Regions from separate parts of the Homo sapiens genome. Here region 1 is linked to region 2. Evidence: chromatin loops called from intact Hi-C (ENCODE). Cell type or tissue: Caco-2. All regions are shown on one strand. Links, peaks and the distances in the headings refer to the core of each region. The heading gives the core; the rest is flanking DNA. Region 1 overlaps AOPEP (aminopeptidase O (putative)). Region 2 overlaps LOC124902219 (a long non-coding RNA gene).

Region 1 (11,583 bases), core at 1,317-9,316, 55 kb before region 2:
CTTTTAACAGTTGTATGTTTGAAAATGTCTGTATTACATCCTCTCTACTGAATGACCACTTAACTAAGTGTAGAACTTTTGTTGATAGTTATTTTTAATTAACACTTTGAATACAAGATTCCACTGTAACCTGGCATATCTTTTTGCTGATAAGAAAGAATTTTGTTATTAGCATGCATTTACTGATACGTATGTGTTCTTTCTCCCTGGTACATGCATGTGGGGTGTGTGTGTGTGTGTGTGTGTGTGTGAGAGAGAGAGAGACTTGTGTGTCTGTATGTGTGTTGTTGTTTCTAAATACCTGAAGTGGAAGGGAGATTTCCTTACACTTCAGTTGATCACATTGGCCAGAAGCCCACAGACTATGATATACCACTTAATGGTCCAGACCCACAATTCCTTTTGGTGAAGAAGTTTTCATGAGGCTGGGTGCAGTAGCTCATGCTCGTAATTCCAGCACTTTGGAAGGCCAAGGCGGGAGGATCACTTGAGCCCAGGAGTTCAAGACAAGCCCGGGTAACATAGGAAGACCTCTCTCCACAAATAACAGTTAGCCAGACATGGTGGTGTACACGCCTATAGTCCAGTTACTAAGGAGACTGAGGTGGGAGGATTGCTTGAGCCTGAGAGGCCAAGACTACAGTGAGTCGTGATTGTGTCACTGTACTCCAGCCTGAGCAACACAGCGAGACCCTTTCTCAAAAAAAAAAAAAAAAAAAAAAGTTTTCATGGGTACTCTGTTCACAGTCTGAATGATGGGATCAATAGAAGCCCAAACCTCAGCATCATGCAATATACCCTTGCAACAAACCTGCACATGGACCCCCTGGATCTAAAATTAAAATTTCAGTTAAAAAAAAAAAAAAGAAATTTTCATGTAGGGTATTCTTCATTGTATAACATTAGAGGCACCAGAGCTATAGATTACCTTTTATTATCACAGAAGCCCAGAGAGATGATTAAAGATTGAGAGGTTAACAATATGTGCAAAGAAAAGAAGCCCAGATACATAGAAAGCTGGATTATATCACTCAATCAACAAATACGTGGAATCCTCTTCCATTCTGTCTTTGTCTAGTAACTCTCTGGACCCCATCATGTCCTCAAGGAAAACATTCCTGACCTCACCAATTAAGTCAAATTCCCCTATTATTAGATTTCATAGATGTGTGCTTCTTAGTAGCACAACAAACACAGTTTTAGTTTTACATTTAGTTTTACATGTGTCTGCTTGATTATTTAATTAATATAATTCTGCCCTCTCCTTAAATGAAAGGGAGTACCACTTCTGGTAATAGTGGAGTACCTTCTGGCAGACTAATCCTCCCACTGATAGTACTTATAAACTCTAGACAAAAAGACAAAATTTCTGAAGGCCCATGAGAGTGAGCAAAAAGCTGACAAGAACTGTAAGGCGCCAACACGTGGAAGAAGGGAATGGCATTGAGCTTCCTGCGTTATAGTTTTCCACCGGAGAGAAAGCCCTAGTTGGTGCCAGGCAAGGCAGTTAACCCATTTATGCCAGAGGTTGCAATTTTTCTTTTTTGTGAAAAATCAGACCTTTGGCCAGGTGCGGTGGCTCACACCTGTAATCCCAGCACTTTGAGAGGCCAAGGTGGGCGGATCACGAGGTCAGGAGATCAAGACCATCCTGGCTAACACGGTGAAACCTCATCTCTACTAAAAATACAAAAAATTAGCCGGGCGTGGTGGCAGGCGCCTGTAGTCCCAGCTACTCAGGAGGCTGAGGCAGGAGAATGGCGTGAACCCAGGAGGCAGAGCTTGCAGTGAGCCGAGATTGAGCCACTGCCTGGCGACAGAGTGAGACTCCGTCTCACAAAAAAAAAAAAAAAAGAAAGAAAAGAAAAGAAAAGAAAAATCATCAGACCTTGGAGATGAGCTCGAGCAGCAGGATATAAATAACTGCCATAAGTTTAGCATTCCAGTAATGGAACGCTAAGCATAAATGGGTTAAAACTCAGATTGAAACCTGAACTTTTTTTTGTTTTGTTTTGTTTTGTTTTTTTGAGACGGAGTCTCGCTCTGTCGCCAGGCTGGAGTGCAGTGGCCCAATCTCGGCTCACTGCAACCTCTGCCTCTCAGGTTCAAGTGATTCTCCTGCCTCAGCCTCCCGAGTAGCTGGGACTACAGGTGCCCGCCACCACGCCCGGCTAATTTTTTGTATTTTTAGTAGAGACAGGGTTTCACCATGTTGGCCAGGATGGTCTCAATCTCCTGACCTCGTGATCCACCCACCTCAGCCTCCTAAAGTGCTGGGATTACAGGCGTGAGCCACTGCACCTGGCCGAAACCTGGAGTCTTACTGGCTGAAGAATGAGAGACTAGAGTTCAAGACCAACACAGTAGCTGGAGAGAAAAGAAGGAAAACTTTAGGAAAGGTGATGTCTACAAAGCAAGAGTCCCATATTCTGTATATAAACTCTGCCCAATTCCCTAATTGTCCCCTGAACCATGCAAGTATGGAGGAGATCAAACAGCCTCCTTCAGGCAAAATGAACTCAACTAAACTGAGATTTTGATTGCTCTCCACAGCAGCAAAGGCAAAGTTAGAAGTCTGAGTTCAGCCAAGTTAACTGTCTGTTAATACAAAGCATCAATATTCTTCAGAAGAACATAACAGAATCCAGAGTTTCTACAAAGTATCAAATACAATGTCTAAAATAAAACATAATACTAGACATAAAAGAAATAAGAAAACATGACCCAAACTCAAAGAAAAAGCAATTAGTAGAGACCAACTTGAATGGACCCAAATATTAGAATTAACAGATAAAGATTTTAAAGCAGCTATTCATATTATAATTAGGCATAAATGCTGTAATACATGAACTAAAAGGAAAACTCAGCAAAGAAATAGGAATTACTTTTTTGAAAAGGAAAAGAAAATTCTAGAACTGAAAAATACTATATTTGAGATAAAAACTTCACTGGATGGTTTTAACAGAAGATTCATGATTATAGAAGACAGTGAACCAGAAAATAGTTACATAGAAATTATCCAGTGTAAAGAACAGAAAAACGTGAAAAAGAATGAACAGGTACTTTTGGGACAAATAATTGGAGTCCAAGATGGACAGGCAAAAGAGAATGTGGTCACAAAAAAAATACTTTAAAAAACAGTAAGCAGTGAGCACAACTGGCACCTAGATCTTGGTTTCTAAATACCATTTTCCAACAAAAGGAAACAGCCCTCCTTGGAGACATGGCTGATTCTCAGGCTGGGCAGGGAAAATACAAGATGGATCTGAAGCATCACATGGACCTCTAAAGTAAAGAAGAAAACAGACAGACAAACAGAAGAATTGGGACACAGGAACCAACCTGAAAGAGCTTTCAATGCCCAAAGCTGGAACACTTTGAGTAAGAAAATAAATAATGATAGTATTGGATTAAACCCAAAGAATATTCTGATATAAACAAATAATTGAATAAGTAATCATTTGTTTAAATTGAATAAATAAATTTGTTTAAATTGGTTGAACAAATAATCATGAAGGGAGAGACTACATCTTCCTTATGTAAGAATTCCAAAAAATCGATGTAGATATTACCTCTTCAAAGATGTAGAACTTAATTCCTTTCCCCTTGAATATAGGCCAAACTTAATTATTTGCTTCCAAGCAATACAGAATGGAAAAGAAAAAATATTATGTTTACAGTAGAGATATCAGGCAGTTTAATCAAGTTTAATATCACCAGTGATAAGTCATATTGTTATCATTATCCTCTAGGATGATGCAATGAGAAGGGTACCTTACCTCTGTAGTATTCCTGAAACTTCAGTGTAAGCATGAGGAAACATCAGACAAACCCATACTGAGGGACATTCTAAAATATACCTAACCAGTACTCTTCAAAAGTGTGAAGGCTATAAAAAACAAGTAAAATCTGACAAAGTGTTACAGAATGGAGGTGTCCAGGGGATATGATAAAATGCAATGTGGTATCCTAGACTGGATCCTAAAACAAACAAACAAACAAAAAGGACATTAGTGGAAAAACTGTAGATAAAAGCATTATGCCAGGGCTACATTTTTAGTTTAATAAATATACCATGATTATAAGAACATGAAGAGAAGCTGGATGATGAATTGGGAACTCCCTATACTATGTTTGCAACTTTTTGGTAAATCTAAAAGTATTTCAAAAGAAATCATTTATTTAAAAATAGTTAAAATTTTCCAAATTTGGTGAGAGATATAAAGCTTCAAAAGTTTATTTACACAGGAAAAATACAAAGGAAAACATACCTAGGCACATCATTATCAAACTACTGAAAAACTAAAAATAATCTTGAAAGTAGCCATTACAAAATGACATATTACACACAGAGGAACAACGACACAGATGACAGGGGGCTTTTTATCAGAATGATCTGAATTCTCAGAGAAACAATGAAGGCCACAGAAAACAGTGAAATGATACCTTTCAGGTGCAGAAAGAATGGGCAGGGGACATATTTGCTTCAAATATATTAGTCCTGAAATCTTACTTATATTATTAATTTATTAGAAAGTCTTTATTTTTGTACTTAGCAAAATGGCAGCCCATTCTTGGTTAATTTATCCAAAGTTTTGAATGACTAGAGGCTGAACTAATTTTTACTTTATTCAAGATTGGAATTTCCTATTTTTTTATTTATTATTCTATTTCAAAATAAATATATTCTAAAACACTAACCATCCCTCCAAAATATCTACTGGCTTCCTCCTTCAGGAGAAATTCTCAAGAATATTGGTTTGGACAAACTGACATAGCATGGAACCAGTTTTTTCCTCAAATGTTGGGGCAGGTGTTAAACTTTCCAGCCCTTCAGCACTCTTCTTTCAGCTCACTTTCATATCTCCCCGACTTGCTAAAAATTGTTCCTGGTACCCTTAAACAGTTAATAAACTTTGAAAGCTGATGTCATTTTAAACAGCAGAAACTGGCCAATCTAATGACCACCATTATCTCTGGTAAAATTTTAATCTTTGAGTTTAGGATATGCTTTTAGTCATTTTATTTGGTTTCTTGCATTTCAACCTTAAGCTTTTCCCCTTTGTTCATGCCTATTTATTTTTCTTTTACTCGAAGTAAAAATATAGTGTTAAAACAACATTGAGCTATATGTTCTAACTGTACAAGTACCAGCATATTCAGAGTTTAAATTCTCTCTGGAACCGTAACTCTAACTAGCATAAATATATGCTACAATAGGGTCTTTCACTACAAAACTCATACCCGTGGGGCAATGTCATTTATCACTGAGTAAATAATGCAAGATAACATAATGAAAAGGGGATTTTGCTTTATTCCCTTAACTATAAATAAAAATATGTAGCACTTTGCAGGATTACCACATGTGGTATGATATTAACTTAAAGACCAATCTTTAAGCCAAACTGTAAATAAGATAAACTGTGCTCTCTGGTCTCAAGTTTTAAACAGTCTCTCTTTGCTCTAAATTTACTGCTTTCAGGAAGCACGTAAGAGTGACTGCATATAATTTGTGATCATGTAATGAAAGACTCTATTGTGATATGTATATTCAAAAAAAAAAAAAAAACCCACTGGAGTTAATGCTGTTGTGGGAATTATAAAAAGTGCCTGTGTTGAAGATCAATGCAGTAAGGCCAAGTCAGTCTCAGTCAAAGACCTTTTCCTGAACAAAAAAAGCAAATCACTGTCAGTTGTGGCTTGATTTATATATTATAACCAGTCAAGTGGGGGGGAGGGGGTCTAAAATGTGAACATTGAAAACAAAAACTGATTTTATTCCATCAGTATATGTCTACCCTGAACTATGCTGAAACATGATGTGATGTGATGAACTCTGGCTTCCCTGATGGCAGCTTGTGTTGACTCTGGCTTTGTTGATCACATCTTCGCACCCAGATGCCATTCCTCTTTGGTGCCTAATGTGTTTATGCTCACATTATCAGCAGGCATTTGGGTTGCAAAGATAAGATTGGAAGTGATTTCACTCTACTTTAAAAGGTGAAAGAATGTATCCCTTTGATTGCTACTTGCTTGCAAAGTATAGCATGTTTCAGTTTTCTGAAGCGTACCACTTAAACTAAATTATAGCAGAGTGGTCAGAAAAGGATTCCTGGGAAAACTCATTACAGTTATAAAGAAATGGAGATTTCACTTTTCTACTCCATTTTTTAAGAGGTTATACCTGCCTAGGGGACTGACAATCAAGGTACTGGAAAGATTACAGATAATGAAATGATGCTCAGAGAGCCTAAGTGTCTGAGATTTCCAAGATGTCAACCCAAGCAGTTGAACTCCAGAGTGTTCTTAACCGAGATATCCATGGCCTCTATTGCACAGCAATCCAAGTAACCATGACATGATACCTTATATCAATGTCACATGGAAAACCAAACAGAGGTCCACTACCTACCATAGCAAAGGCTAGAGGAAACCCACTGGCTGGATTCAGGGTGGTGAAGGGAGAGTAATTAGGTCAGGGAAGGGAGAGGCGGGCACAACAATAGACACACTACATCTCTGCCCAGCTCTTGTCTCATTCTAACACTCGAAAGAGTTCAATGAAAGAGGCAATAACGAACGCAAGCAACGATGTGAAGAAAGGGGAACCCCTGTCGTACATTGTTGGTGGGAATGTAAATTAGCACAACCACTATGAAGTACAGTATGGAGGTTCCTCAAAAAATCACAAATAGAAATACCGTATGTTCCATCAATCCCACTGCTAGGTATATACTCAAAAGAAAGGAAATTAGTATATCAAAGACATACCTGCACTCCCATACTTACTGCAGCACTATTCACAATAGCCAAGATTTGGCATCAACCTAAGTGTCCATTAACAGACTAACAGATAAAGAAAATGTGGTACATATACACAGTAGAGTACTACTCAGCAGTTAAAAAGAATAAGATCCTGTCATTTGCAACAATATGGATGGAAACGGAGAACATTATGTTAAGTGAAAAAAGACAGGCACAGAAAGACAGACTTCCATGTTCTCACTCATCTGTGGGAGCTAAAAATTAAAACAATTGCCGGGCACGGTGGCTCACGCCTGTAATCCCAGCACTTTGGGAGGCTGAGGCAGGCAGATCACGAGGTCAGGAGATCGAGACCAACCTGGCTAACACGGTGAAACCCCGTCTCTACTAAAAATACAAAAAATTAGCCGGGCATGGTGGCAGGCGCCTGTAGTCCCAGCTGCTCCAGAGGCTGAGGCAGGAGAATGGCGTGGACCCAGGAGGCGGAGCTTGCAGTGAGCCGAGATCACCCATTGCACTCCAGCCTAGGCGACAGAGCCAGACTCTGTCTCAAAAAAAAAAAAAAAATTAAAACAATTGAACTCATGCAGATAGAGTACACTGGTAGTTTCCAGAGGCTAGGTAGGAGGGAGAACGGGGATGGTTAATGGGTACAAAGATACAGTTACAGACAATGTTGAGATACAGTATTTGATAGCACAACAGGGTGACTACAGTCAGCAATAATTTGTTTTGCATTTTAGAATAACTGAGAGTATGATTGGAATATTCGTAACACAAGGAAATAATCAATGCTTGAGGTGATGGATACCCCATTTCCCTGATGTGATTACTACATATCGTATACCTGTATCACAATATCTCATGTACCCTTATAGGTACATATATACCTAATATGTATCCAGAAAAATTAAAAATAAAAAAAGAGCTCAATGAAAATGAGAAGTCAACAGATTATTTCAACAGGTGGAAGTTTTGAAGCATTTTTCAAATTTTACAATGTTTAGAGCACTTAAAGCACTGTATCTGTATTTTTCATAACTTTGCTGAGTGTTTTCCAAAATTAGATATAATTTAAACTAAATAATTTTATCGTAAATCCAATTTGTACCATATTTTATTCTTTTTTTTTTTTTTTTTTTTTGAGACAGAGTCTCACTCTTGTTGCCCAGGCTGGAGTGCAATGGCACAATCTTGTCTCACTGCAACCTCCGTCTCCTGGGTTGAAGTGATTCTCCTGCCTCAGCCTCCCAAGCAGCTAGGATTACAGGCATGCACTACCATGCCCAGCTAATTTTTGTATTTTTACTAGAGACGGGGTTTCTCCATGTTGGTCAGGCTGGTCTCGAACTCCCAACCTCAGGTGATCCGCCCACCTTGGCCTCTCAAAGTGCTAGGATTACAGGCATGAGCCACCGCAACCAGCCCACCATATTTTGTTGTTGTTGTTGTTGAGACAGAGTCTCACTCTGTCACCCAGGCTGGAGTGCAGTGGCACGATCTCGGCTCACTGCCAAGCTCCGCCTCCCGGGTTCAGGCCATTCTCCTGCCTCAGGCTCCCGAGTAGCTGGGACTACAGGCGCCTGCCACCACACCCAGCTAATTTTTTGTATTTTTAGTAGAGATGGAGTTTCATTGTGTGAGCCAGGATGGTCTCAATCTCCTGACCTCGTGATCCGCCCGCCTCAGCCTCCCAAAGTCTGGATTACAGGCATAAGCCACCGCGCACAGCCCCATATCTTATTCTTAATCATGATTAAGGATTAAGTAACCCCACTCCATTCCTCCCTCCCCACCATTGCCTTGTTATTCAGTAACCTTCATTTTTACCGAGTGTGGACTAGAGGAAGAAGCTGAGTAGCCCACGCTGGACCCCATGGTCACAATGTCAAAGCACTTCATTAATGCTCTCACTGGGACTCCCAAGTCCCTGCTCGCTTAACTCTGACCACATCTACCGCAGCATCAAGACTAACTCCCAGGTATGCCAGCTTGCATTTTTCCCTGTTTGAGTCAACTGAGATTTGCAGATTCCCATCCACGTTTCCCCTCCTAATGACCTTATCTGCTGTGTGGGTAGTTACCTGGGTTCAATCCAACCCCTGTCCTCACCCCCGGGTCCACTCCCATGGCCTCTGTCCTCCACTCCATTCCCAGCCATGGAACACTGCCATCTCCCTCCTCCCTCATTGATTTTCCCATCTTCCAGGTGGTAGAAGCCTTTTGAGTTGCTCATGATTTCCTATTGGAAAAAACAATAACAAAATGTGCTTTCCCTTGCTGGGCTCAATAGCTAACACTCTAGTTGTTGCTTTTGTTTATCTATCAAACTTTTCTGACCAGAAGGTTATAACCTTTTCTATTTTGTGACTGCATATTTCTTAAACTGTTGAAATCTGGCATCTGATCACACCACTTCACTACAAGTTTACTTTCAAACATTCACAATGACTTACTTCTTGCCAAGTCTAGTTTAACCTCAGGCCTTATTTTCCTTGACTCTCTGTGGCATCTCATACCACTAACTTTCCACCACCTCCGATGATTCCTGGGACACAGTATCATCCACATCTCTTCTTCTTCTTCTTCTTCCTCTTCTTCCTCTTCTTCTTCCTCTTCTTCTTCCTCTTCTTCCTCTTCTTCCTCTTCTTCTTCTTCTTCTTCTTCTTCTTCTTCTTTTATATTGCAAAGTGAAAGCAAGTTTATTAAAAAAGTAAAGGAATAAAGGAATGGCTACTCCACAGAGAGCAGCCTGCATCTCTTCTTACATGCCTGTCTCCAGAACACTGGGTGCCTCCCAAGGCTTAGCCGTGGGCCCTCTTCTCTTTCTGAAGTCTTTCTCTTGCTCACATCTCAGGTACTCAACTCATTATTCTACAAAAAGGATTCAACTTGCTATCCAGCTCTGATCTCTACATCCCTGCCTCCTATCTCCAAAGCAATGCTTCTCCAACAATCTGCGGTTATTTTTCCCCTTATACTTTCATAAAATATAATAAAAATAGATCACTAAAAAGAAAAAGAAAAAAACACAAAATTACATGCCCCAAATTTGTATTAGATTCAACATAAATATAATCAGGGCAAACTATAGCATAGAAATAAAGAAAAGTGGCCAGGTGCAGTGGCTCACGTCTGTAATCCCAGCATTTTGGGAGGCCGAGGCAGGCGGATCACGTGGTCAGGAGATCAAGACCATCCTGGCCAACATGGTGAAACCCTGTCTCTACTAAAATACAAAAAATTAGCCAGGCGTGGTGGCGCGTGCCTGTAGTCCCAGCTACTCGGGAGGCTGAGGCAGGGGAATCACTTGAACCTGGGAGGTAGAGGTTGCAGTGAGCCAAGGATCGCGCCACTGCACTCATCAGCCTGGCGACAGAGTGAGACTAAGTCCAAAAAAAAAAAAAGAATTAATATAAACATTTCTAAATGAGTACCCTCTATTTCTGCACTTATTTCCTTGCAAACCAATTACTGCCTGTGGGTAGGCACTGGTTGGTGGGCTACTCATCAAGGAGCACAGCTCTAGAGGCCTTGAGGGCACCCCACTGGTCTGCTACCATCCCCTCAACACACACCAAAAGTTTTGCTTCACATTGACTCCTCTCTTCTTTGTAACTCGACCCAATCAATGATCAACTTTTAAATTCTACTGCTTTAAATTCTTGTATACAACTCTTCTCTGTATTGACTGCAACAACTGTGACCCAGCAGCTAAGACCACCCACTTCAACTATTACACAACCACCTTCTAAATAAGACTCCCTGTGTGGTCGTCAGTGCTATTTTTGAATACTTCCAGTTCTTTCTACCCAGCCCCTCCCCACAAACATAGAAGGTTTCTTGAACCCCTGTAACTGGTTACTGACATGTGACTGCACTCTAGTGCTGAGTTGTAAATGGAAGTATGCGTGTCCCTTCCAGGCCTAGCATTTAATCATTAGTGCATAACCCTCTAGAGTGCTCTTCTCTGCTCTCTAAAGGTAAACAAAATGTGACATGTTGGTTGTTCTATCAGCCTGGGTCTCAGAATGACTGTGATGAGCAGAGTCCCCAGTTCAGCTGTGATGGAATAGCATGACCAAGAAACGTACCTTCTTTTTTGGGGGGCCGCAAAGATTTTGGAGTTGTTTTTAATTACTACTAACTTAATCTATTCTGACTTATATAACCTGTCCAAGTCTCTCCTCTCTATAGAACCATACCACTAAGAGTAAGATTCCTGAAGCGCTAATTTAATGTCACGTCCCTGCTTTTAAAAAAAAGAAGGGGGAAGGCCGGGTGCAGTGGCTCACACCCGTAATCTCAACACTTTGGGAGGCCGAGACGGGCAGATGACGAGGTCAGGAGATGGAGACCATCCTGGCTAACACGGTGAAACCCAGTCTCTACTAAAAATACAAAAATTAGCCAGGCATGGTGGCGGGCGCCTGTAGTCCCAGCTACTCGGGGGGCTGAAGCAGAAGAATGGCGTGAACCTGGGAGGCGGAGCTTGCAGTGAGCCGAGATCGCACCACTGCACTCCAGCCTGGGCGACAGAGCAAGACTCCATCTCAAAAAAATAAAAAAATAAAAAAATAAAAAATAAAATAAAAACAAAAGGGGGAAAAAGGCCCTGAATGAATTTCCATGGTTTAAAGAAAAAATGCAAAATCCTTACCATTCACAACTCTCACCAACCTATTTTTTCAACCTTATCCTATCAGACCAACCTTCTATTACCTGAATTTGCCAGGCTCATTTCCAGCCACCACCCCACATCCACCCCAACCCAACAGAGAAACACTTTCTCACTCACTCTCTCTCTCCTCCTGCCAC
Region 2 (11,583 bases), core at 1,748-9,747:
CAGGCTGCACACTTAATGACATCATTCTGTGAGATGAAGGGAGAGCTCTAAGAAAAACCTAATTTGGCCTGCTGCAGCAACAGTTGCCTTAATTAGTCTCGATTTTTAATGCAATAAAAGGAATCAAGGTAAAGGTGGCTGGCCAGGAAAATTAATAAGCTTTCAGGTACACTTGGTTACTATGATTTTTCTGTTAGTAGAAAACGTTAAGCTGCTGTTTTGCTCTCTGTCTTGAGAACACAGGTTACAAGAAAAAAGAAAGGTACACACAGACATTGTTAAAAAGGCATTAGTCCGGGCAGGGTGGCTCATGCCTGTAATCCCAGCACTTTGGGAGCCCAAGGTGGGCGGATCACGAGGTCAGTAGTTCGACACCAGCCTGGCCAACATGGTGAAACCCTGTCTCTACTAAAAATACAAAAATTAGCTGGTCATGATGGCGGGTGCCTGTAATCCCAGCTACTCAGGAGGCTGAGGCAGGAGAATCATTTCAACCCCGGAGGGGGAGGTTGCAGTGAGCCAAGATCATGCCATTGCACTCCAGCCTGGGCAACAGGGTGAGACTCCATCTCAAAAAAAAAACAAAAAAAAAAAGCATTAAGATGAACTATCTGGTACTATCTGCCATCTTGGCATCTTATTCATTCCAGAGGGCATAAGCTCTTTTTCTCTGAATTGGTTCTTTCCCCTCCTTGCTAAGAGCCTTATAATATTATGAAACACAAAAATGTAATATGGAGCTGGACTGGGTTCACTCCTCACTATAGAGCTGCATTAACTACATTGGCATCCCTCTTAAGCAATCTTTAAGCAAAGAGGCATTTGGGACATCAGTAGAAGAAGGGACATTTTCCCTGTGCGTGGGCTCTATTCTTCTGAGTAAATAGATGCTTTAAAACCAGCCAAGTCTCCATTTGGTGCATCTGAGTAGGAGTTTGATATTTGCACTGAGAAATATTGAATTCCTAGAACACCAAGAGGTGATTCAAGAATTTTCTTTCAAGCCAGTTAGACTTTAAATAAAAATTATTTACATATTCATGAGCAGATATATTTCTCTAGTGTGTGCTAAGCATGAAAAAAAGAGCATCAACCATCAAGTTTACCTTTGCTATGGGCATGTCTTGTGATACACCAGAAACTTAGGTGATACAGTTTTGAAAAAAAAAAAGGATTCCATGTAAGATCCTCAGGAGGAATAACTACCCCGATCTTTCACACCTGTGGAGTTAGACCAACCATAGCCCTGATAAGGTCTCTGACGTGTTGTGATCTATGAATTGAAGTCCATGCTGGAAGTTATCAAATCACTTGCTAGTTAGGGGGCCTGGCCAGCCACCAGCATTCACATTCAAAGCAACTTTATCGCCCTCTTCCTCAGATAAGACAACTCTTACAACTTGTTAAAGACATTCCTCTAGAAAAATGGCAACGTCTCTCCTCCCCCAGCTCTCACCTCCAAAAAGGCAACGAATACTACCCATGGAAATGAAAGCACAGATGAAAAGATCTAACAGAGGAGTGGTGTTTATGCTCAGGCTCTCTCGAACATCAAGGTTGCTATGGTTGTGTGACCTTCAGCAAGCCACTCCACCAATCTAAGCCTTGCTCTGTCCTTTCTTCCCTCATTCCATCATTTCTTTGTCCCCTCACATACTTAGTATTTATAGACCACCCACTATGTGTCAGGCCCTGGCCTAGGAGCTCTGGATATAACAGTGAACTAAGCCAAGTCCCTGCCCTTGTGCAGCTTATGTTCTGGTGAGCAGAGGGAGAAGGAAGACAGACAACAGGCCATAGCATCTGGTCATTTGTAGTCAATTCACTGGGACAAATCAAGCAACTTTATTCTTATTTAATGGACAAGGCTTTATATTCCATTATAGTAAAATAAGGACTCTATGCCTATTGGTTAACCTTTATAAAATATTGCAAAGGGGCTGGGCACAGTGGCTCACGTCTGTAATCCCAGCACGTTGGGAAGCCGAGGCAAGCAGATCACTTGAGGTCACGAGTTCAAGACCAGTCTGGCCAACATGGCGAAACCCCATCTCTACCAAAAATACAAAAATTATGTGATGGGATGTGATGGTGAATGCCTATAATCCCAGCTACTTGGGAGGCTGAGGCAGGAGAATCACTTGAACCTGGAGGCGGAGGTTGCAGTGAGCTGAGATCTCACCACTGCACTCTTGCCTGGGCAACAGAGAGAGACTCCGTTTAAAAAACAAAAATAGGCCAGGCGCGGTGGCTCACACCTGTAATCCTAGCACTTTGCAAGGCCGAGGGGGTGGATCACGAGGTCAGGAGATGGAGACCATTCTGGCTAACATGATGAAACCCCATCTCTACTAAAAATACAAAAATTAGCCGGGTGTGGTGGCGGGCACCTGTAGTCCCAGCTACTTGGGAGGCTGAGGCAGGAGAATGGTGTGAACCTAGGAGGCAGAGGTTGCAGTGAGCAGAGATTGCACCACTGCACTCTAGCCTAGGTGACAGAGCAATACTCTGTCTCAAAAAAAAAATTAAAATTAAATAAAAATAAAAATAAATGACTGGGCGCAGTGGCTCACACCTATAATTCCAGCACTTTGGGAGGCCAAAGCGGGCAGATCATGAGATCAAGAGATCGAGACCATCCTGGCCAACATGGTGAAACCCTGTCTCTACTAAAAATACAAAAATTAACTGGGAATGGTGGCAGGCACCTGTAGCCCCAGCTACTCAGGAGGCTGAGGCAGAAGAATCGCTTGAACCCGGGAGGCGGGGGTTGCAGTGAGCTGAAATCGTGCCACTGCACTCCAGCCTGGTGGCAGACTGAGACTCCATCTAAAAAATAAAATAAAATAAAGTAAAATAAATTTTAAAAAAATAAAATATTACAAAGGGCATATTCTGGTACATTAGAGTATCATTCAGTTTAACCTGGAGACAAAGGAGAGAACAAGGCAGGCCCTCCTCCACTTACTGAATGTTACCCCTGCAGAAGTCATTTAGCCTTTTCACCCCTCAAGGTGGCAAGAGTACTTTCCTTACCACCTCCTAGGTTAATCTAAGCACCAAACTGAGCCATGGACAGGGAGCTATGGGATAATGGCTGATCAACCCTAAGCATTATGAAATACAGTGGCTGCATATGGTGATGCAGATTAAGGTGAGGTGATGTAGTGACGATAACTAATCAAGGGAAAGCACATACGGTCATTTCTCCCCTGAGTTTCTTCCCAATTTCTGAGGGGATCCAGAGTCAACTTAATACGGCACCATTGACAAAGAAATTGTGTTAGGCACTTGCCTAAGCATACACCTGAACCTGTAGATTCTTGACTGGCACTATTCCCTCTGCACTCATTCATTTCCTTGTTGTGCACCTCTGGCCATGGGCATTGCCAGACCAAATCCATCAATTAGAAGAAACTTCACCTCTGCAGGAATTCTCAGTCAATTTCGGCTCTGAATGAACAGTGCCTTTGCTTTGTGTTCTTTGGCACCCACATTAATATTTAAAGACATATAAATGGTTGTCGTTAGTTGAAAATGAACAGATGATTGGTGAAATGAAACTGTGGATAGAATATATCTTTCTTGATTCTCAATCTGTTTTGGATTGAAGACAAGAAAAGACCATATTAGCAAAGAAAAATTGGCCTAAATGTGAGAACAGTTGGCTTTAAATACACACACACACACACACACACACACACACACACACTCACACATATATAATTAAGTATTCACAGATTGGCATGAGGCCAGGAAAGCACTCAGTGGAGTTTTCCATTCCACTCCCCACATCTTGTTTGCAGAGTGTGTGCTTTTTCTCTTAAAGCACCATGCTTCCAAGTTGAGAAGCTTATCTGCACTTTAGAGTAGACTTTCTTTCTACTTTCTAGGTAAATAAAACAGTTAAGTAAGAGGCAAGCAGATTTTTGACTTGAAGAACAGATAATCAGACTAATAAATACTAAGCTAACAGAAGCCTTTCCCCTCGAAATCCTTGTCCTTGTTAGGAATGACGGGCTGGTCCTAACACAATACAGCTAAAAGCCAATTGACATTATAATTCCCCCAGCGTGGGAGTGAGGCTGGTAAAGAGACCAGGACCTGAAATCATGCAAGGGGTGGAATGATTATTTGTAGCTTCTGCTGTAATTTTGAGATTTTAAAAATTCCCTTCCACCTAAAAAAGATACATGTCATGATGTAGCAATAAAAAGGGATGCACTGCTGGTCCAAGCAACAACACGGATGAACCTCAAGACCATGTTCACAAAGGAGGCCAGATATGAAAGAGGAGATGCTGGATGATTCCCCTTACATAAAGTTCAAGGACAGGCAAAACTTGTCTCTGGAGAGTTCGGAAGCGTGGTTGCCTCTGGGAGGGAAGTATTGACTGGAGAGGGGCCTGAAGGAACTTTCTGGGATGATGCAACATCGCATATCCTGATCTGGGTATGTGTTGAGGTATGATATATGTCATTGAGCTATACCTTATGATTTGTGCACTTCATGTAAGTTGTATCTCTTTTATTTATTTACTTACTTATTTATTTATTTATTTATTTATCTGAGATGGAGTTTCACTCTGTCACCCACGCTGGAGTGCAGTGGCTCGATCTAGACTCACTGCAACCTCCACCTCCCGTGTTCAAGCAATTCTCGTACCTCAGCCTCCTGAGTAGCTGGGACTACAGGTGCGCACCACCATGCTCCACTAATTTTTGTATTTTTAGTAGAGATGGAGTTTCACCATCTTGGCCAGGCTGGTCTCAAACTCCTGACCTCAAGTGATCCACCCTCCTTGGCCTCCCAAATTGCTAGGATTATGAGCGTGAGCCACCACGCCTGGCCTCATTATTTTTTTTTAAAAAGACATCACATTTAGGAGCCACTGGAGGACACATTACAATGATTGATATGTTTATAACATTTGCCAGTCGACAAAAGACTCAAATGTAATTATCTCTTGATTCTTACAAGCATCCTTGAGATTAAATGAGGAAAGTGAGGCTCACTGGAATTCAAGATACTGAGGCTGTCCCTCCCCTCTGCATTCCAGCAGCCCAGGAACACCAGCATGGCTCCCTAGCAGCCCTTCTCAAGGGGGAGCTGCTGGCATTTGGTCAGGACAGGTCTTCATTGCACGGGTCTATTCCATGAACTGCAGAGCATGTGCCATTGCTGGCAAATGCTTTTCCCCGAGGACCAACGGGTCTGCCAGAAACACCTTCACACATTTCAGATGCCCTCAGGAGGGTATCAGACCCTGGCTGAGAACTTTGTGTTTACTGCATTCCTGGATACAGGAGCTCAAACCCCAGTTAACGTTTAACTCACAGAGAAGCTGGAGCCCTGGTGAGAGGCATCTTTGTTTGGGCACTGATGCAGAATGGAATGTTGGCCCAGGTCCTCTGGATGAGCCACCTGTCCTGCTTTGGCTTGAGGCCCACACACAATTCCCTTCACTTTATCCATTGGTTCAGCATCCAGCGTCCATAGGTGTGGTTCTGGGGGTGGGGCTGAGCTCACTATGTGTTCCCTGGAGGTCCAGGGCCATGTTTCTTTCCTCTGCTCTTCCTCCAGGACCAAGGATCCGAACTCCCTTTGCCCTCAGAACAGAAGGTTAGCCACCAACTCTACCTCCGCCCTATGCCCTGGGGAGTGGAGCCTCCATTGTCGGTGGAATCTCCCCCAGAGCCTTCTGCTCTAGGTTGGTAACACAATAATGAACCGAGTAAGGACTTGAGCCCAGCTCTCTTCACCTCAGTTTTGCTCTCAATCTACTACATCACAGGGTGGGACATCACAGCCCATCGTCCAAATCTGGTCCACTGCCTGCTGGCTCTAGGATGTTTTTTAAATATTCAAATGGTTACATTTGTGTCTATAGAAAATACCTCAATTTTACTTCTTGGCCCACAAAGCCTAAAATATTTACTATCTGGTTCTTTACAGGGAAATTTTCCAGATGTCTGCACTGCCATTACGCTTGCTTTATCCCGGTTTATAACTGGCAGAACTCTGACAGGGCTTACGAACAAAAGTTTCCCTGTTTGGAGCAACTGGGACTTCTTTTATACTGCAAGAACAAGACAAGGGTCAAGGAAGACATTAACTTTATTAAGATATCAGCCAAGCCTATTAGGGAGCAAAGAGAGATAAATGAGGGCATGGAGACAATGAGTCACATATAAGGTCCCATCATTTAAGTTAAATAGTTGTATTACACTTTAGGAGGCTGAGGCAGGCGGATCATGAGGTCAGGAGATCGAGACCATCCTGGCTAACATGGTGAAACCCCATCTCTACTAAAAATACAAAAAATGAGCCAGGCGTGGTGGCGGGCGCCTGTAGTCCTAGCTACTTGGGAGGCTGAAGCAGGAGAATGGCGTGAACCCAGGAGGCGGAGCTTGTAGGGAGCCGAGATCGCGCCACTGCACTCCAGCCTGGGCGACAGAGCAAGACTCCATCAAAAAAAAAAAAAAAAGTAGTTGTATTAGATTATCTCCCCACCTGACACTCCTCAGCCCCGTGACAGCTTGGTGACCAGCTCCTACATTGAGCTAGTTGACATTAAGAAAATCCCTCAAAAATGGCAGGAGAACATTAATGTAAAAATTTAGCAATTTGCTGAACTGTTTATATTTTTGCCTTGGAGTTCTTAGGGCCACACATAATTCATTCATCCATCATCAGACATGAGGATACCGAAGTAGGGGAAAGAAGAATTCCTTCTCTAGAAGAACTTACTGACAAGGAAATTGATGTGTTCCATGCTGCAGAGGCAGGAGCAGGGTGGAGGTGCGTGACCTCACTGGAATGAAGAAGGCGAAGCCCAGTCGAGGTCTCCAAGGATGAGCCCAGCTGCAGGTAAACAAGGATAGGGTGGAAGGACATTCTAGGCAGAGGAGAGCATGAACATCTATTGTGTATTTTTTGTTACTTTGCATATAATAAGTAAATTAAATAAAGGCATGGGAGCAAGATAGAACCTGGAGTGTTAGAAAAACAAAAGAGAATCTGGCATGTCAGGCACCAAAGTCAAATGTGAGGGCATGAGATGACCCTAGAAACAGGGCAGGAGCCAGAGCCTGAAGAATCTTGCAGGCAAGTGTCTTAGGTTGGGTTCCCCTAGCAGCAGACCCTGGCACAGGTGATGTACATGAAGGACGGCTGCAGTTCTTTGCTCTTTTTCCCATTTCAGGGGGCTGTCTTATTCATGACCCTCTGAATCTGGGCTGGACTCAGTGACCTGCTCAGCCAACAGAATTTGTAGAAGTAACATTCTGGGACTTCTGAGACTAACTTACAAGAAACCTTGCTGCTTCTACCTGGGTCTCTTGGAACACCCTCACTCTGGTAGCTTTGAGCCACCATGGAAGAACTCTGATGACTCTAAATTGGCCAAGTTAGAGAGATTACATGCAGGCTCTCTGGGACGTGGTCCCCGTCAGGTCCAGCCTTCTAGTTGTCTCTGCGACTCTGCCAAAGTGCCAGACAATGAACGGAGCTGTTGTGGATTCCCTCGACTTGCCCAGCTGTCAGTTGGACATCTCAGTCAACACCACATGGAACAGAAGAGTTGCGCAGCTGAGCCCTGTCCAAGTTTCTGACCCACAGAATGTGAGATAAAGAAAACGGTGGTGGCCAGGCGTGGTGGCTCATGCCTGTAATTCCAGCTCTCAGGGAGGCAGAGGCAGGAGGATAGCTTGAGCCCAGGAGTTCGAGATCTGCCTGGGCAATATAGCGAGACCTCGTTCTCCACAAAAAGGAAAAAAAAAAGACCAAAAAAAAAAAAAAAAAGAAAACGGTGGTTCTGGCACTAATTTTTGAGAATATTGTTATGCATAGCAATAGATAACTGTTAGTTTTCTAGGACCCCTGTAACACAGTACCATAAACTAGGAGGCTTAAAACAACAGAAATGTATTCCTTCCCAGTTCTGGAGGACAGAAGCCTGAAACAAAGGTGTTGGCAGGGCCACACCCCCTCTGAAGGCTCAGGGGGAACCTGTGCCATGCCCTTCTCTTAGCTTCCCATGTTACTGCGAATCTTTGGCATCCCTTGGTTGGAGACATGGCACTCCAGTCTCTATTCTTCTGCCACCTGACCTCCCCTCTCCCTGTTCACATGGCGTTCTCTTCCTTATGTGTGCTCGCTCTACTCTTATAAGAATACTAATCATAGTGGATCAGGGCCCACCCCTCATCTTAGTTATATCCATGAAATATATCTGATTAGATCCATGAAAACCCTATTTCCAAATCAGGTCATGTTTACAGGTACCAGGGGTTAGAACTTCAACTTTTTAGAGGACATAATTCAACCCACAACAATAGTCAAAACACAAAGATTTGAGTACAAGTTGTTTATTTGAGGGATGATTCTAGGAAGCTCCAGTGGGGGCTGGTGGGAAGGCGGGAGGGGGAAGGTAAGAAGGTCAGAATAATGGGCATCGTGGCCCTGTGGGCACTGGGAGTCAATGCCACCAGGAAAAATCTGGCAGACAGTGTAGAAAACACCTCAAAGTGATTCTCTCTGCACTGCCCCCTCCCTCAGGGGTGGGCAAGGTGGACAATTGGTCCTTCCATTCCCATCTCTCACTGGCTGAGGGCTGCTGCCTGGGAGCATTAACTTCCTCGCACTTAAGGCTCACTGCCCAAAACCAAGAGCAATCCCTCAAGTGAAGAGCAGCAGGTGCTTGCAGCAGGGCCCTGCGGGCATCATCTGGAACAGCAGGTGCTGAGGGGCATGGGTGGGGGGCTGACAATCTTTGCTATTGCCATGCTAGCGAGCTTGAATTGTTTTCTGAAGGTTATGGGGGCTGGAAGGAATTGAAATACTTAATGCAGCAGAGTGGTGAGATCAGGTTTGAATTCTAAGTCACCCAGGTGGGAGTCGAAGTGGGGCAGACTCTCCAGTTAGGAAGCTACACCTGTAGACCAGGGGAGAAATTGCATGCACAACCCAGTGCCATGGCCGGTCAAATGGAGGGGAAGGGCTAGGCTCAAGGTACATTTAGGAGGCAGAATCAACAGGAAATACACAAGGAAGGTGGGGACAAAGTTGAGGAAATTCTGGGACCCTGAAGAAATGCCTGACATTGAGCTGAGCAAAAGGTGAAATCTTATCCTGTCCATTACAGAAAGGAAAAGCTACTGATGTGACAGCAACCTGCCTCAGGACCCTGGCACAGGCTGCTTCCTCAGCCTGTGACATTTTCCATCCTTGCCCCTCTTCCCCAGTCACATGACTCACTCCCAGACACATTGCAGGTCTTTGCTAAAATGGCCCCTCCTCAATGGGGTCTTCTTCCCTGACTACCTAATTTAAAATTGCAAGCCACCTGTCCCCCACCGTCTTGCCATTTCTTTCTGTCACCCTATCCTGCTTTATCTTTCCCCACCTGTCACAGTCTGATATACATTTACTTTAATTATATATTGGTTTATTGTCTGTTGTGTTCCTTGTCACCATCCAAATATGAGCTCCATAGTGGCAGGGATTTTTGGCTGTGGTCACAACCCAGCATCTAGAATAGGGCCTGGCACATTGAAAGAAACACACACATACTTGGTTTGTTCTTGTTTTTGGAGATAGATCTCATTCTGTCACCTGGACTGGAGTGCAGTGGCACAACCACAGCTCACTGCAACTTCAAACTCCTGGGTTCAGGCAATCTTCCTGCCTCGGCCTCCCGAGTAGCTAGAACAACAGGCACACGCTACCATGCCTGGCTACTTTTTTTTTTATTTTTGTAGAGATGGGGTCTGGCTATGTTGCCAGGCTGGTCTCAAACTCCTGGCCTCAAGCGATCTCCCACTTTGGCCTCCCAAAGTACTGAGATTACAGGAATGAACAACTGTGACCGGCCAATACCTCTTTGTTGAATGAATGAATGAATGAACAATTCAAAAACCTATTGTTAAATACAAATGGGCTGGGCGCAGTGGCTCATGCCTGTAATCCCAACACTTTGAGAGGCCAAGGCGGTGGATTATTTGAGCTCAGGAGTGCAAGACCATCCTGGCCAACATGGCGAGACACCATTTCTACTAAACATACAAAAAATTAGTCGGGTGTAGTGGCGTGCACCTGTAGTCCCAGTTATTTGGGAGGCTGAGGCAGGAGAATTGCTTGAACCTTGGAGGCAAAGGTTGCAGTGGGCTGAGATTGTGCCACTCCATTCCAGCCTGGGCGACAGAGCGAGACTTCATCTAAAAAAACAAATAAACAAAACACACACACACAGAAATGGACTATAGCTGCTTCTGTCTTCTAAAGGGGAGAGGTAATGGTGGCATAATTTATATTCTAGGAGAAATAAAATGCCTCTACCATGCTCTTTCCTTCACAAACACTGGAGGAGAAAGAAGAAAAGGAGGTGTCTGGGCAGATGCCAACTTGTGTGAGCAGAATGCACGTGGCTCTTCTAAGCAAGCAAGGGAGAGGCTGGGTGTCAGGCAGGGAGTGCAGCAGGTGAAAAGGGAGAGTGTAAGCCTGTATGTATTTTGGGTTCTTGAGAAGAAAAGAATTTAAAGAGTGCAGCAAGGGGCCCGGTGGTAGAATGGCTAAAGAATTTTTCAAAGCAGGTGAGTCCCAGACTCAGTTTTAAATTATTTTGGAGTTTCTGCCATATAAACCCACTGAGTATCCTCAAAGACCTTAGTAAAGTCTGCTACAAGCATAGGCCTCATGTAACTTTTTTGGGAGGGAAGTTGAGGATAGGGTGCAAATCCCACATCTGGTTTGACACATGGAACGTGAACAGCAAGTAGAGAACCTGAGATGAAACAGAAATGGAATTCAGTGGAAGCAGAAGGGACAACCCTGATGATACAAGGCTGTGGTAATTATAGAAAATTGGGGAAATACTTTTTTTTTTTTTTTTTTTGAGACGGAGTCTCGCTCTGTCGCCCAGAGACTGGAGTGCAGTGGCAGGATCTCGGCTCACTGCAAGCTCCGCCTCCTGGGTTCATGCCATTCTCCTGCCTCAGCCTCCCGAGTAGCTGGGACTACAGGCACTCGCCACCATGCCCGACTATTTTTTTGTATTTTTAGTAGAGACGGGGTTTCACCGTGTTATCCAGGATGGTCTCGATCTCCTGACCTCGTGATCCGCCCGCCTGCGCCTCCCAAAGTGCTGGGATTACAGGCGTGAGCCACCGCGCCCGGCCAACAGTGTGTTGTTTTTATCTTCACCCTGTACAACAGAGAGATTAGGGAGTTCACCCAAGATCATGTAAATGTCAGAGCCAGAGCTGAACTTTGGCTCTGTAGACTAGAAGTCAAATACATTACTACCTTGCTCCTAGCTTTTGCAGATTCAATATTTGGGCTTTCAGCTATTTGAGAAGTCCAAGCCACGCAGTGATTTGATACTTTCGCCTCTGCACAGAAGAGAATCCCCTGTTCTGGAAGCCTGGTTTGCAGAAGGGAGTCCCTGGGCTAGTGAGTGGGCTGAGCCACTTGCTCAGCAGCCACAGTGCAACTCAGTTTTGTTGATCTCTGCTGTGGTACATGATAAAAAAAATTATAGCCTGGGAAGGTCTTTGGACCTATCTATGCAAAGGGCAAAGGGCA

Evidence for each region. Hi-C counts contacts between places; a loop is a spot of excess contacts. Peaks named below come from ENCODE experiments on the same cell type or tissue, not always from the same donor. Only the 100,000 strongest peaks of a DNase experiment are listed, where the experiment ranks them.
Region 1: a loop joins it to region 2, with 5 times the contacts of the local background. A loop is called at or near these places in 3 of 110 quality-filtered maps.

Annotation. Positions count from the first base shown.
Region 1 is chr9:94,741,028-94,752,610 of GRCh38, reverse strand. All of the region lies in intron 1 of AOPEP (aminopeptidase O (putative)), which reads right to left. Among named protein-coding and RNA genes, the nearest start is that of AOPEP, 20 kb to the right of the region's middle. RefSeq lists an enhancer at 8,249-8,750. In Caco-2, for the core only: no CTCF peak of the experiment used is centred there; a DNase peak (open chromatin) is centred at 5,870.
Region 2 is chr9:94,686,507-94,698,089 of GRCh38, reverse strand. It overlaps LOC124902219 (a long non-coding RNA gene), which reads right to left. Exons shown (of 2, transcript XR_007061675.1): 2 at 6,100-6,864. LOC107987101 (a long non-coding RNA gene) reads left to right here. Exons shown (of 4, transcript XR_001746846.1): 2 at 5,584-5,710; 3 at 6,783-6,870; 4 at 7,205-7,699. Among named protein-coding and RNA genes, the nearest start is that of AOPEP, 34 kb to the left of the region's middle. In Caco-2, for the core only: no CTCF peak of the experiment used is centred there; DNase peaks (open chromatin) are centred at 3,779 and 5,379.